3 separate regions of the Homo sapiens genome follow, and all the other regions are linked to region 2. The links are chromatin contacts, found by Hi-C or POLR2A ChIA-PET in ENCODE. All regions are on one chromosome and are shown on one strand. Each heading gives the region's core, a stretch centred on a gene start or an enhancer-like site at or near the end of the contact. The rest is flanking DNA. Distances are from core to core; before and after follow the strand shown.

The links. Hi-C counts contacts between places; a loop is a spot of excess contacts on that map. ChIA-PET counts read pairs that join two places held with the same protein, here RNA polymerase II (POLR2A). Pooled maps may share reads with other maps.
Region 1: a map of naive thymus-derived CD4-positive, alpha-beta T cell shows a loop between it and region 2 (2.1-fold over the local background). The contact joins two enhancer-like sites. A Hi-C loop is called at or near these places in 1 of 168 maps with a recorded cell type or tissue (naive thymus-derived CD4-positive, alpha-beta T cell), 1 of 37 single-sample maps with no recorded cell type and 7 of 50 pooled maps.
Region 3: a map with no recorded cell type shows a loop between it and region 2 (2.8-fold over the local background). The contact joins two enhancer-like sites. A Hi-C loop is called at or near these places in 3 of 37 single-sample maps with no recorded cell type and 2 of 50 pooled maps. POLR2A ChIA-PET finds 5 or more read pairs at or near these places in 1 of 52 experiments (GM12878).

The regions. Positions count from the first base shown.
Region 1 is chr3:72,755,075-72,759,422 of GRCh38, forward strand. The region is part of intron 10 of SHQ1 (SHQ1, H/ACA ribonucleoprotein assembly factor); the gene reads right to left. Among named protein-coding and RNA genes, the nearest start is that of SHQ1, 91 kb to the right of the region's middle. Within about 2 kb of position 2,042, at least 3 of the 41 ENCODE cell types and tissues checked have a DNase peak (open chromatin) inside an H3K27ac peak, as active enhancers do.
Region 2 is chr3:72,346,163-72,350,926 of GRCh38, forward strand. No RefSeq gene overlaps it. Among named protein-coding and RNA genes, the nearest start is that of RYBP, 98 kb to the right of the region's middle. Within about 2 kb of position 1,954, at least 10 of the 41 ENCODE cell types and tissues checked have a DNase peak (open chromatin) inside an H3K27ac peak, as active enhancers do.
Region 3 is chr3:72,076,869-72,081,460 of GRCh38, forward strand. All of the region lies in intron 2 of LINC00877 (long intergenic non-protein coding RNA 877), which reads right to left. Among named protein-coding and RNA genes, the nearest start is that of LINC00877, 21 kb to the right of the region's middle. RefSeq lists enhancers at 1,331-1,420, 1,491-1,620, 1,741-1,790. Within about 2 kb of position 1,628, at least 3 of the 41 ENCODE cell types and tissues checked have a DNase peak (open chromatin) inside an H3K27ac peak, as active enhancers do.

The DNA.
Region 1 (4,348 bases), core at 792-3,291, 410 kb after region 2:
ACTGAAAGTAACAAGTGTAACAGGCAGAAAAGTGGTGAAGCTGAGTCCAGGGGCCCAAACAGGAACTCCTGCCTGTAACCAGCTGATGCGAACTTTTATCCTTCAGGAAAAAGTTTTTCACTTTCGGCATTATATTATGTTTAAAATTACCAGGTTATACAATAAGTTGATGGATGGATGGATGGATGGATAGATGGATAGATGGATGGATGGATGGATGGATGGATAGATGGATGGATGATAGATAGATAGACAGATAAATTGATTTTTGATCCTTTGCCAAGCTTCATTTCTATTTTATTATCCCACCTTTAATACCTCAAGCTGGCTAGCTTCCTAAATTAATACTAAAGTTCTGAAAGAAACTTTAATAAAAGAAACATTCTGAACTCTCTCCCATTCTTAAAGAATGCTAGGATAAAAACTGATTAAAATTTCAAAATAGCATTGGTGTAGAATGTGCCCCAGTAGTCTGAGGAATTAAAGTTGGGTTTGTTTTTATTCAATTACTTAGCACAGATAACCTAGCAATCACTGTTCACAAAAAGGGAAATTATTCCTGTAGGGAAAAAAAATTAAGCCATGAAAGAGTAGCTGTTTTGTTTTTTTCAACCACTAGTACAATTAGAGTTGGTTCTAATCTGCCACTCCTTGTCAATTACACAATCTACTTTTGTAACAGACTTACCTTTTCAGAAAGCAGCTCACTTAAGGTAGGTAGTAGTTTTTCTCTGTCGTACTCAAAACTGACTAGGCTAGTTCATGTCCAAAAGCTTGGTCAAATGGCATTATTAGATAACCACTCTTACAAACATCAGGTACTATTTATTTCTTTATTTAGAGACAGGTTCTCGCTTTATTGCCTGGGCTCTGGAGTGCAGTGGTGCAATCAGCGCTCCCTGTAGCTTTGACCTCCTGGGCAAAAGTGATCCTCCCACCTCAGCCTCCTGAGTAGCTGGGACTACAGGCACATGCCACCACACCCAGCTAATTTTTATATTTTTTGTAAAGACAGGTTCTCCCTATGTTGCCCAGGCTGGTCTCCAACTCCTGGGCTCAAGTGATCCTCCCACCTTGGCTTTCCCAGAGTTCTGTGATTACAGGCATGAGCGGCAGCCCTGGGCATGGTACATTTTGATACTCTCAACAAACACATAGGCTGAGTTACTAGTTATAGTATATGTTTTTTGTTTGTCTGGTTAGGTTTTTCTTGAGACAGACTCTCACTCTGCCTTCCAGTCTGGAGTGTGGAGTGCAGTGGAGCGATCTCAGCTCACTGCAACCTCCACCTCCCTGGTTCAAGTGATTCTCCTGCATCAGCCTCCCGAGTAGCTGGGATTACAGGCATGCGCCACCACGCCCGGCTAATTTTTGTTATTTTTAGTAGAGATGGGGTTTTGCCATGTTGGCCAGGCTGGTCTCAAACTCCTGACCTCACAGTGATCCACCCACCTTGGTCTCTCAAAGTGCTGGGGATTACAGGAGTAAGCCACCATGCCTGGCTAGTTACATGTTTTATATCTAAGTGAGGATCACCTACCTGTTAAGAATATATTTATTATAGAATGAAGAGACGCTGCATTTAAAAGAGACAATTGGATACCACTGCTGTCATATTTTAATAAAACCACACTCAAAATAGATTTTTCTTAGAAAGTTACTGGAAATGTAATCCTACAATGTAACTTAAAAAAGACCTTTCATTCTTTCTGCATATGTGAAATAATATCCTATTTGGAGAATTTCTCTTTAAAGACTGCAGACAAGTTATGCTACATGTAACTACCACGAAAGAGTAATTGCAACAGCAGAAAGTACTTGCCTTTACTATGGCTAAGCTGATACAAAATTTCCTCAATTATTTTACATTTGGTGACTGTAGGAGGGGGAAAGCCTCCGCAGCCTTATGAAGCAACCAAAACAAAATGCAAAAGGAGCCTGAAATGTAGGGGCAGGGGGAACTGGGTATAAATGGAAAGCATACATCCTGTTTTTTTGCTGTAGAGTTTTGTCTCAAACTATCAATCAACTTTTCACCACTTCCTGCAATAGCAGGTCTACTATAAATCTCAGAGTAACCGACTAGGTTTCATTTCCTCTGCCCAAACCTAGAAGCCTGCCAGGCATGACATACTGAGACTAGAGCCCACAATTGATCACAGAGGACAAGACTCCAGTGAGGCAATTCCAGACAGTTCAAACTGGATGCTTACTGGCTAACTCGGCCTTTTAATTTCATAGCATACAAAACACACAATCTCAGGTTCTATCTGGGACCAAACAGTAGATCAAATTTCTTCTCTTTCCTTTTTTTTTTTTTTTTTTGAAAGATGGGGTCTCACTGCATTGCCCAGGCTGGAGACCAGTAGTCAAAGGAGCAGTAATACCACAATACAATGTTGAACTACTGGCCTCAGCAGCCCTCCTGCCTCAGCTTCCCAAGTAGGTGGAACTACGGGTACGTGCCACTGAGCCCGGCTTCAACTTTCTGAAGGGCATTTACTGCACATCAATGGTAGACTGGATAAAGAAAATGTGGTACATATACACCATGGAATACCATGCAGCCATAAAAGGAACAGGATCATGTCCTTTGTAGCAACATGGATGGAGCTGGAGGCCATTTTCCTTAGCAAACTAATGCAGGAACAGAAAACCAATTACCGCATGTTGTCACTTGTAAGTGGGAGCTAAATGATAAGAACACATGGACACATAGAGGGGAACAACACACACCAGGGCCTATCAGAGGGTGGAGGATAGGTAGAGGGAGATGATCAGGAAAAACAACTAATAAGTACTAGGCTTAATACCTGGGTGGTGAAAATAATCTGTACATCAAACTCCCATGACACAAGTTTACCTATATAACAAACCTGCACGTGTCCCTGAACTTAAAAGTTAAATTTTTTTAAAAGGGCTTTTATGATAATGACATATCATAATTCCTCTCTATTGAAAAGAACCAGTTCCATACTTTAGGTTCCTTGGCCCAAAACACATGTATGTAGCCTGATCTAAAGGTAATGCACTGGCTTTAAGTAGAAGTTGCTGGTGAAATTCCTATCTTGAATCTGAGAGCCGCCAAGAAAAACAAATACCAATGGATGCACAGAGGAACCTGAAGCTGTCTCTTCTTATTCTATAACAGTGAGAAGCACTTCCAGCGCAGCCATTAACAAAAACATTCAATCTCTAAGAACAAGAAACGACTAACTTAACACAAGGAAGGCTGCAAGCTAAAGAGTTATTTAAACCATATCTAGTTTGGGCCAATAACACAACTTCTCATACAAATTTCAACTGGTTTTTATGCCATTTCGTGGGCATAGGCTCTGAGAAACATCATCTAGTCCATGGATCAGCAGAATCATTTTCTGAAAACTCCCTGTATTAGTTTCCTAAGGCTGCCATAACAAACCACCAAAAACTGGTAGCAGAAAACAAAATATATAAATTTATTTTTCACAGCTCCTGAGGCTACTATTTTTTCTTTTTTTTTTTTTTTTTTCCGAGATGGAGTCTCATTCTATTGCCCAAGCTGGAATGCAATGGCACGATCTCGGCTCACTGCAACCTCCACCTCCTGGGTTCAAGCAGTTCTCCTGCCTCAGCCTCCTGAGTAGCTGGGATTACAGGCACTCACCACCACGCCCGGCTAATTTTTGTATTTTGGTAGAGACAGGGTTTCACCATGTTGGCCAGGCTGGTCTCAAACTCCTGACCTCATGATCTGCCTGCCTTGGCCTTCCAAAGAGCTGGGATTACAGGCGTGAGCCACCGCACCTGGCCAAGGCTACTATTAATAGTCCAGAATTAAGGAGTCAGCAGGTTTGGCTCCTTCTCAGGGCAGAATCCCTTCCATGCCCTTCTCTTAGCTTTTGGTGTTGCTGGCAATCCTTGGAGTTCCTTGGCTTGTAAATGCATCACTCCAAGCTCTGCCTCTGTTGTTCAGGGTGTTCTCCCTATGTGTTTGTGACTTCACATGGCCATCTTCACTCTGTTTGTGTCTTAGTGTCTCTTCTTTTCTTATGAGGTTACCAGTTATGGTGGATTAAAGGCCCACCCTACTCTAGCATGACCTCATCTTAACTAATTACATATGCAATGACTCTATTTCTAAATAAGGTCACATTGTGAGGTTCTGCAAGGACATGAAGTTTGGAGGGACATCACAGGGCATCACTATAACACAGTACACCCTGTAGAGCTGAAATCAATAGTGGAGATGCTCATTAATAGAGGATAATAGACCAGAAAAAAGTAAATCAACTTAAAATGGAGACCAAAATTTAATAGTAAATAATGATGATAAGGTTAAAACTTCACCTTGAGGCTGGAGGCAGCA
Region 2 (4,764 bases), core at 704-3,203:
GGCCCCGTCAAAGATGCCCCCAGTCCTCATCCCCCAAGGGGCCTCAGGACATAGCGAGGCTTCCCTGGAGAGGGCAGCACTGCAGAACAGGGATTGGTGCCGAATAGGGACCAGATCCAGGTATAGTGGGTTGAACGGTGGCCACCAAAAAGACATGTGTAAGTCCTAACCCCTGAAGCCTGTGAATGTGACCTGATTACATTTGAAAAAAGGTATTTGCAGATGTAATTAAATTAAGGATCTCAAGATGAGATCATCTTAGATTACCTGTGTGGGTCTTAAATCCAATGACAAGCATCCTTTTAAGAAAGGGAAGAGGTGAAGATACCAACACAGAGGAGAAGGCCATGTGAAAACAGAGGCAGATATATTGGAGTGATGGGGCCACAGCCATGGAAAGCCTGGAGCCAGAATCTGGAAGAGGCTGGGAAGCATTCTCCCCCAGCGCCTTCGAAGGGAGCGTGGCCCTGCTGACAACTTGGTCAGACTTCCGGCCTCCAGAACTGTAAAAGAATACTTTTCTGTTGTTGTAAGCCACCAGTTTGTAGTTAATTTGTTATGACAGCTACAGGAAACGAATACACAGGGGAAGAGCGAACTCACCTCTTGCTTCAGCCCATGAAGAGCATGCTTCTGAGAACCACAGAATTTTCTGCTGGAAGGAACAGCAGAGCTGAGTCACCCGACATTGCCTAAATCCCAGCATCCCGGCCCCACCTGACTGCTGTTTCTACTTCCACTCACCACCCTGCTGCTCTTCCCTTAGCATTTGCCTTCTAACTGACTTAACTTTTTCTTACTCAAATGTATTTACAGGCTGGGAGCCATGGTTCATGTCTGTAATCCCAGCATTTTAGGAGGCCGAGATGAGCGGATCACTTGAGGCCAGGAGTTTGAGACCAGCCTGGCCAACATAGTGAAACGCAGCCTCTACTAAAATTAAAAAAATTAGCCTGGTGTGGGGGCTATGAATATTTGTTGAGTGTAATCCCTGCTACTCAGGAGGCTGAGGCACGAGAATCACTTGAACCCAGGAGGCTGAGGTTGCAGTGAGCCAAGGTCGCGCCACTACACTCCAGCCTGAGCAACAGAGCGAGACTCTATGTCAAAAAAAAAAGCCATATAAAATATTTACAAATAGAACTTTATGTCACTTATCAGAGGGAGAAGCAGCACCGCATGCATTCATTCACTCCATCCTCTTATTCTGTCAACGAAACATTTATGAAGCACTGACTGTGAATGGGGCAGTATTTAAGGCTCTGGAAACACAGTAGGGATGAAGCAGACAAAAAAACCCCGTCCTTGTGGAGCTTGCATTCTCGTGCAGAAGGGGCTGGGAATAGCTGCTGACTTGTCTATAGCTATGAAGATTAAAAATATTCCTTGGGGCCAGTCATGATGGCTCATGCCTGTAATCCCAGCACTTTGGGAGGTCAAGGTGGGAGGGTCACTTGAACCTAGGAGGTCAAGGCTGCAGTGAGCCATGTTCATGCCACTGCACTCCAGCCTGGCAACAGAGCAAGACCCTGTCTCCAAAAAAAAAAAAATTTCCTTGGTTGGTATGTCCCCTGATTGTGACCCCCACGTGGGGCAGTGCTCCCAGGGAGGGAGTTGAGGGCAGAAGCAGCATGGAGGCAAAGGCCAGGGTTTGAATTCTGGGCGTGCCACTTGCTGCTCTGTGCCCTGGGAACCTGAGATTTCCCTCCAAGAAAGCTGAAGGAGTCTCTAGGGCCCCCGGTCTCCTGCCACTAAGGGCCTGCAGTTCTGTGAAGGGGAAAAGCTCCTCCGCCAGGGGCAGGGCGGGGCCGGTCTGCAGGGCGAGCACAGCCGCATTCCAAGGTACAGAGCTGCTGGGCCCAGAGGTGGCCTGGAGAGAAGGCGAGAGCTGGCGAGAGGGACGTTCTGGGAGAGAAGGCGCAGCCTGCCAGAGCTCGGAGCCCGTGCCAACCCCGGCCTCCTGTGAGCAACAGGAAGGGGAGGTCGCGTGACTTGTGGGATCTGTGGGCAAAGAAACTGTGAGGCTGGACTTTCGCCCAGGGCAGACAGGAAGCCTGCTTCTGAATCCTCGAGTTAGCATACGCATCAGCCATTCACCAGACCCAGACAACCCGTTTTATATGGTTTACCCTCACAACCACCTCAAAGGCAGCATGACTATTCCCATTTGACAGATGCGGAGATCAAGACTCCTCAAGGGCACACAGCTCTAAGTGGCAGGGCCAGGATTTGAACCCAAGTCTGATCTCAACCATCTTACTTACCTTTGCCTCTATTTCTGAATTAGTAAGGTGTTGTTTGGTTGCAAGGGACAAATATCCAATTCAAACTGGCTTATCCCCAACCCCTACCCCAAAAAGAAATTTGTTGTAGTTTAGGGCTTTCAGGCACAGCTGGATCCAGATGCTCAATGTTCTCTCAATGTTGCCTCATCCTTTGGCCCTGTTTGCCTCTGTGTGAGCTTCACTTTATGGTATGAGAGGTACCAAATATGGCTACCAGAGGCTCCCAGCTTATATACTAGAAGCTTCACAGACTCACCAGAAATGTGAATCCCTGTTCTAATAGCCCTAGTATAAGTCACTGGCCCAGTTTGGGTGAGATGACCAGCCCAGAGACAGTCATATGGACAAGGATTTGCAGCAGTATTTCCATTGGCCAGGAATGGATCAGGTGTCCACCCCTGACGTTGGCAGGCCAGGGCAGTAACCTCTCACCCTCAAATCACAGGGACCGAGAATGAGGAGAGGTGATTCTCTAAGAGGAGATTGGGAATTACCAGCTGAATGGAGGCTTCACAAGCAGAACTGGTGGACATCCCCTACAGCCTCTCTGTGTTTCTCCCTTTAGTCTTTAGTAAAGTTTTTTTCTTTTTTTCTTTTTTTTGTTTTGTTTTGTTTTGGGAAAATTTCCAACCTCATTCTCATGGAAAGAAGAGGCAAAAGTTTTTAAGGCAAGGTGGTCTTGCAGTAAGCTGCCATTGTGTGGAGATGGGACTGCAGAGGAAGTGGGTTGTGCATCTGCTTTGTACAGTGATGGAATGCTTGGCTTCTTTTGGCCAACAGAATGTAAGTGAATGTGAGGTGAGCAGAGGTTTTAAATGTGCTTGCTGGTTTGGCTGGGTCTTTTGTACTTCTGCCATTCCCCATAAGACATCCTCTGTGAAACCTCTGATTCCAGAATGAAGCACATGGAACATTCCTGATCCTAACCCAAAGCCTAGAGCAGATCTACCCCCAGATGACCCACAGACCCAAGAGCAAGACAAAGAAAGAGTGTTGGTTGTGAGCCCCTGAGATTTTGTGGGGGTGCTTGTCATGCAGCATATCACAGTGCAAAATCTGACTAACACACTTTGAAAGTCTAGGGGTTCTTCCATTGAGGGAGGCCACTACTCTTGGAAGTAAACAGTCTGTCAGGAAGTGGGTCCTCTGAGCCGTGGCCACTCTATATTCTTCCCAAGATGCCCTAGGAACACAGAAGGGCTCAACCACCATATTTCAACCCCCACCCAGCAGAGTCTCCAGAAGGAATTTCAGCATCTTTTCTGGAGCAATCTGCCCTACCCTGCATCCTGAGTCTCCCGGGATCTTTACCAGCTGCGTGGCCATAAGCAAGTTAATTGCCCTCTTTCAGCCTTAGTTTCTTCACCTGTAAAAGGGAATGATACTAATCCTTAGCTTTTGGAGGAACTAATGGACAGAATGCATGTAAAACACACATTTATAGCACCTGGCACATGATAAATAGTTCAAAAAATGTTAGGTTTATAATTATTTGTTTTTGAAATTGCTGGAAGAGCAAAAATGCATTTGACTGTTCAGTCTGCTCCTCTAAGCCTTGGGAACACCATGCAATTGGTGTGTCTGTTCTCCGGAGCAGACAAACCCCCGGGTGCCTAAACTCAGAAGAGGCATTTGGGCCACTGAAGAAGCAAATTTTGATTGGTTTTGTTTTGGTTTGTTGGGGTTTTTTTCTCCCTCAATTTTTGGCTTCTGTTTTAGTTACTTGAAATCACACAGCCGATTTATTTATTTTGATTGCTCTTCACACAAGTAAAAATAAAACAAAGAAGTGCGAACAGTGACAGCCTTTGCTACAACTTTACTCAGGACAAAGAACCGTGGCTAGAAGAAAAGTCACAATTCCATTAAGTGGGAAAACACTGAACTCTCACGCTTCGTTTCCATCGGAAATTTACTATGAGGTGGGATTTTCATGCCAATTGACAAACCAGCGCCCAGTTCAGACTCCTTCAGGCTCTGCCTTCCTCAGCCTCCTGTCCCCTACTGTGCAGTGTGGAACTTGGAACGAAAATAGTGATCATTCTTAAATTATTATAATAGAAGAACAGCCACGTATTGGGCGCTGACCAGGTACCAAGCACCATGCTCAGTGCTTGATGTGCTAAGTGCTTCATTTAGTTCTCACCACATTGCTGGGAGGCTGCTATGCGTTCTCTCTCAGCCGAGGAAACTGCCACTCAGAGAATGTAAATAATGTGTCCACAGCTAGATGTGGGGAAGATCTGGGACTTGAACCCAGCTCTACTTCCAAAGCTTGTGCCCGAAACCCTATTTTGGGCCACAGTGCATGGTCCATTGTCCCGAGGACTCTGAGGTCCTGAGTCCTCAGAGGAGGCTGGGTAAGTGACAATCATGTGCGGAACCCCAGAAGGCAGCTCAGCTCCAGGGCCTGCCTTCTTCTATTTATGCATGATCTGTCCCAGCCTGTGAATTGGCCCCGTGGCTCCCCGCATGTCCT
Region 3 (4,592 bases), core at 378-2,877, 270 kb before region 2:
CACCAGGATAACCTCCCCATCTCAAGACCCTCAACATAATCACATCTGCAGAATTCCTTTTACAGTGGAAAGTAATATATTCACAGGTTCCAGGGATTAGGATATGGACATCTTTGGAGGGCCATTATTATTATTATTATTTAATTTAAAAAGAGACAGTATCTCACTATATTGCCCAGGCTGGTCTTGAACTCCTGGGCTCGAGTGATCCTCTTTCCTCAGCCTACCAAAGTGTTGGGATTACAGGTGTGAGCCACCGTGCTGGCCTGGAGGCCATTGTTCAACCTGCAAAAATATGCTGTCTGTTCCCAAAGTTTTATGTCTATCTCAACTGCATTGACCCATTCTTAAAAACTCCCAACCCATTACAGCAATCAACCTGAATCCAAAATCTCATCTAAGTCTTATCAGGTCAAAAGTTTCATTTCTCATCACATAAATCATCGAATATAGGCATGGGTGAAGCTCTGGGTATAGTCCAGTGTGTGGCACAATTTCTCTCTATCTGTGGACCTATGAAGCTAGCAAAGAAATTATCTGCTCCCAAAATACAAAATGAAACACACTCCACCAGGGTAACAGCACTCCCATTCAAAACGAGAGAAGAAGGAAAGAAAAAAAAGAGTCCCTGGTCCCAAATGTTTTCTAAATCCAACCAGAAAAACTCCATTAGGTTTCAAGGCATGGCTCTCAGCTCTGCCTTCAGAGCCTATAAGGTCTGCTCTCACAGTCATCTTTCCTTCTTCATAAAGGGTAATACTTGTTTGCAGCTGTAGTTTCACCCACCTGTTTCCTGTCTGTAGAATTTTGGTGATCTGACAACCTTCTTTCATTTTGTTCTCTCTGTCCCTTTCAGGTCAAGCTGGCAGTGTTTTGGGGCACATACCATTCTTAAAAGCCTTGTGAGTTTCCTGCATATGTCACATGGACTCACTCCATTTGACCATCAGGCCAAATCAAACCTATTGCCTCTTTTTGTAAATGAAGTTTTATTGCAACACAGACACACCTACCTGTTCATTTACATATTGTTGATGGCTATTTACATGATATAACAGAGTGAAGGGTTGCAACAGAGACAGTGTGGCTCAAAAGCTGAGACTATTTACTATCTAACCCTTTTCAGAAAATGTTTGCTGATGACTGGCCCAGAGCCAAAACCCAAATAAGTAGTAGCGTTTAAACAAATGACAGGCTTGGGTGGGTTGCAAAAGCGGGGCCGCTTGGAGGTAGTGAATATTTCAGATGTTGTGCGGGAGGTGTGAGGAGAAAAGTGAGAAGCGGTGAGGGACGAAGGAAGAGGAAGTGAGAGCCATGGACTTCAGAAGTAAACTTGAACTTCTTGGCAAGTTACCTTGGAAGCCTGGGGCCAGGGTCATTAAGCAGCAAGATTACCATGAAGGAAAAGAGTGAACCAAAAGAAAGTAAGGGGAGAAATTCAAACTGGGCTCAATTGTGACAGAAAAGAAAAATCACACCTAGAGCAGTACACTGAGTCCCTTAGTATGCAAGAACCACATTGCCTCCTCCTCATCCTCCCTCTGAAAAGAAGCCCGCTGTGCACACCTATGGGACAGCCTTTGCTTAATTCTATGTGCCAGCGGCAGCTTCCCAGTAAGCCTTCTCCCCTTTGCTTTTGCTCCGTGGAAATGAGAACACGCCAAGGGTGACGTTTGTGTGTGGGTTTTGGCGCTTTCACAAAAAGCTTCATTAGCCTTATTTAGAATATGATTGCTCCTTCAATCCCTGTGCATAAATGGATTTCAGGTGACCATGCCTGTCACAGGCCCCTGCTCGCCTGGTTACTGGCTTGAGGTATTCTTTGGTTTAAACAAAGCAGGACAAATAAAGAGCAAAGACCCACTCAGGGCCCTAGATGTTCATAGAAACTGATTTCCCCTTAAAAAAACAGCTCACTGTGGGAGTTGTAAATAGGAAGAAATGAACCATTTAAGAGAGTCTTTGAGACTACTGCCTGTTGGAATGGAACCAGTTTGGGGTTTGGGGTGGAGGTGGCATGTCAAATTTGTGGTTACTTCCTAAACACACACAAACTGTTTCAATATCTGATTTGAATATGCTACAACTGCCCCCTGCCAAAACCCTGCCCAGCAGTCTTTCTCCCCACAAACAGCTAAGCCAAGAACCCCAGGACAATTTGCTGTCTGTGCTGATAGACTATCTGGGGTTTCTAAAGCAGGCGATGTATTCTATTTCAGGAAATCAGACCAAATAAAAATCATTCCAATTAAAAAGTGCCACTGGGCAAGTAGAACAGCAAGTGCCCACCTCACACAAAACAGACCAACCACAAAGTGCAGGCTTTCATATATGTTGTTGATGGCAGAGTCACTGCCTTAGAGCCTCGAGTTTATTCAATGGGATAAAAGTTGCCTGGTAAATTGGGCTGAGAGGATTTTTTCCCAGAAGGCCATCACAAGGCATTTTGATGTACTTATCATTTACAAGAGCCTAGAGGAATCTAAAAGTGATTTTGATTTCAAATACTATAGAACCCAGTTATTATATAGCTTATTAATACTGAGCTTCAAATAACCATCAGATATATTCTGAGACACACACATATGCACACACATACACATACACACACATACACACACACACACCCTCTGTACAGGCTTGTAATATGAGGCCTGTGATGGTGATGTCTCATGTTATTTAGGGAGTCGGGTTCTAAATTTCTACAAAGATGAAAATTGTGTACAGTTAAAGGTGCATTTGGAAAATCCCTTCAAATGCCCACTAGCACAGTGAGGTGCTTGCACCGTGAGAGGTAGGAAGTAAATCTGATTACTTCAGCTCTCACATGCCCCTTGCAGGTGAGGATGGGCAGAACCAACACCATGTCAGCCCTCTTTTTCACTCTTCTTGCTGAGGGCATGGAGATGAATTCACTTTAGTTAACTGTATAGGTTATATAATTTCACCTTGATCAGCTCACCCCCAGGAGGGTTAGTCCTGTCTACAAATACAAAAGCCACTCGTGTCTTTTTTGTAGGAAAAATTCCTCACTACCTGGTAAGGAAGACCCTCCATTGTCTCAGCCACTAAAAACACTCCCAGTGTCTTCCATCCCTTTTTCTTCCCCTTTCTCTCCTAAAAAGACTGACTTTGGCTTTTGAAAATTGGTTAAACCTTCTCTCTCTCCCTCTTTTCTCTCTTTCTCATTAGCATTTCTAAGTGTAATGTTCAAAGCTTCCAATGGGGACAATGCCCTGAAATTTCAGACAGCTCCAAAGGACTCCTTCCCACGCTGATGTAGGCACTTGAGTTTTGAATTAGCAATTTCCCAGCACAACCTGAATTCTAGAAGTTAGGTTACAAGTGGATTGATGAACTTTATTATTCAGACCTTTTCAGTTAAAAGTGCCAGAAACCAACTCAAAGCTTAAGTAAAATGGGGAAGTTTTTTTGACTCATGCGAGTGAAAATTTGAATGTGGTATTAGCCTTGGGATGCTAGTGAATCGAATGACAAGGATCTCTTTTCCCTCCCCTTGCCTTCCTCTTTTCCACTGTCCCTTCCTCCCTCCCCATCTCTTCTTCCTTCCTTTCCCCCTTTCTCCCTCCCCTGCATAGACTTAGCTTCTCTTTTCTCTGTAGGTTGGGGCTGATTCCCTCTTACAAGAGGACTCCATTCATTTATGGGGTTGGGTGAACTGCATCCTTCACTCACATCATCACATCTTAGGGCCGTCCAAGGAAACAGTGATTTCTCTCTTCTGGTGCCCAAAGGTGTGTCAACAAAAAGAGTCAAACTCTGTAAAATATTTGAAGAGATTTATTCTAGCCAAACATGAGTGACCAATGGCCTGTGACACAACCCTCAGGAGATCCTGAGAACATGTGCCCAAGGTGGTTGAGCTACAACTTGGTTTTCTACATTTTAGGGAGACATAAGAAGATCAATCAATACATGTAAGATGTGTATTGGTTCGGTCTGGAATGGCAGGACAACTGGAAGCGGGGGCGCTCACAGGTCATAGGCAGATTCAGAGACTTTTTGATTGGCATTTGGTTGAAAGAGTTATTATCTAAAGACCTGGGATCAACAGAAGGAATGTCTGGGTTGTGATAAGGCATTGTAGACACCAAGGTTTATCATGTAGATGAAGCCTCAGGTGGCAGGCTGCAGACAGAATAGATTGTAAATGTTTCTTATCACACTTAAAACGTCTGTTCTATCAGTCTTAAGGTTGAGTTGATGTTAATGCTGGTCAGGTGAGCCTGAATTCCAAAAGGGGAGGACGGTTTGGTGAAGCATGTCTGACTCCCTCTTCCCATCATGGCCTGAACTAGTTTTTCTGGTTAACTTTGGAATGCCTTGGCCAAGAGATGGGGTCCATCAAAATGGCTGAGGACTTAGAATTTTACTTTTGGTTTATGGATGAATCCCAGAGAAGGATTCTGATAGGCTGGTCTGGTCACAAGCTTCCTTAGCCCAGTCACAGGGTCTGAAGGGAGAAGACACTAGGATTGGGCAGACCTCGATCCCATGGCCAACCTTGTGGCTTACGGGAAGACTGAGGAGTTTAGCAGCCTGACAGACACCATATAGCAGTATGCAGTGTG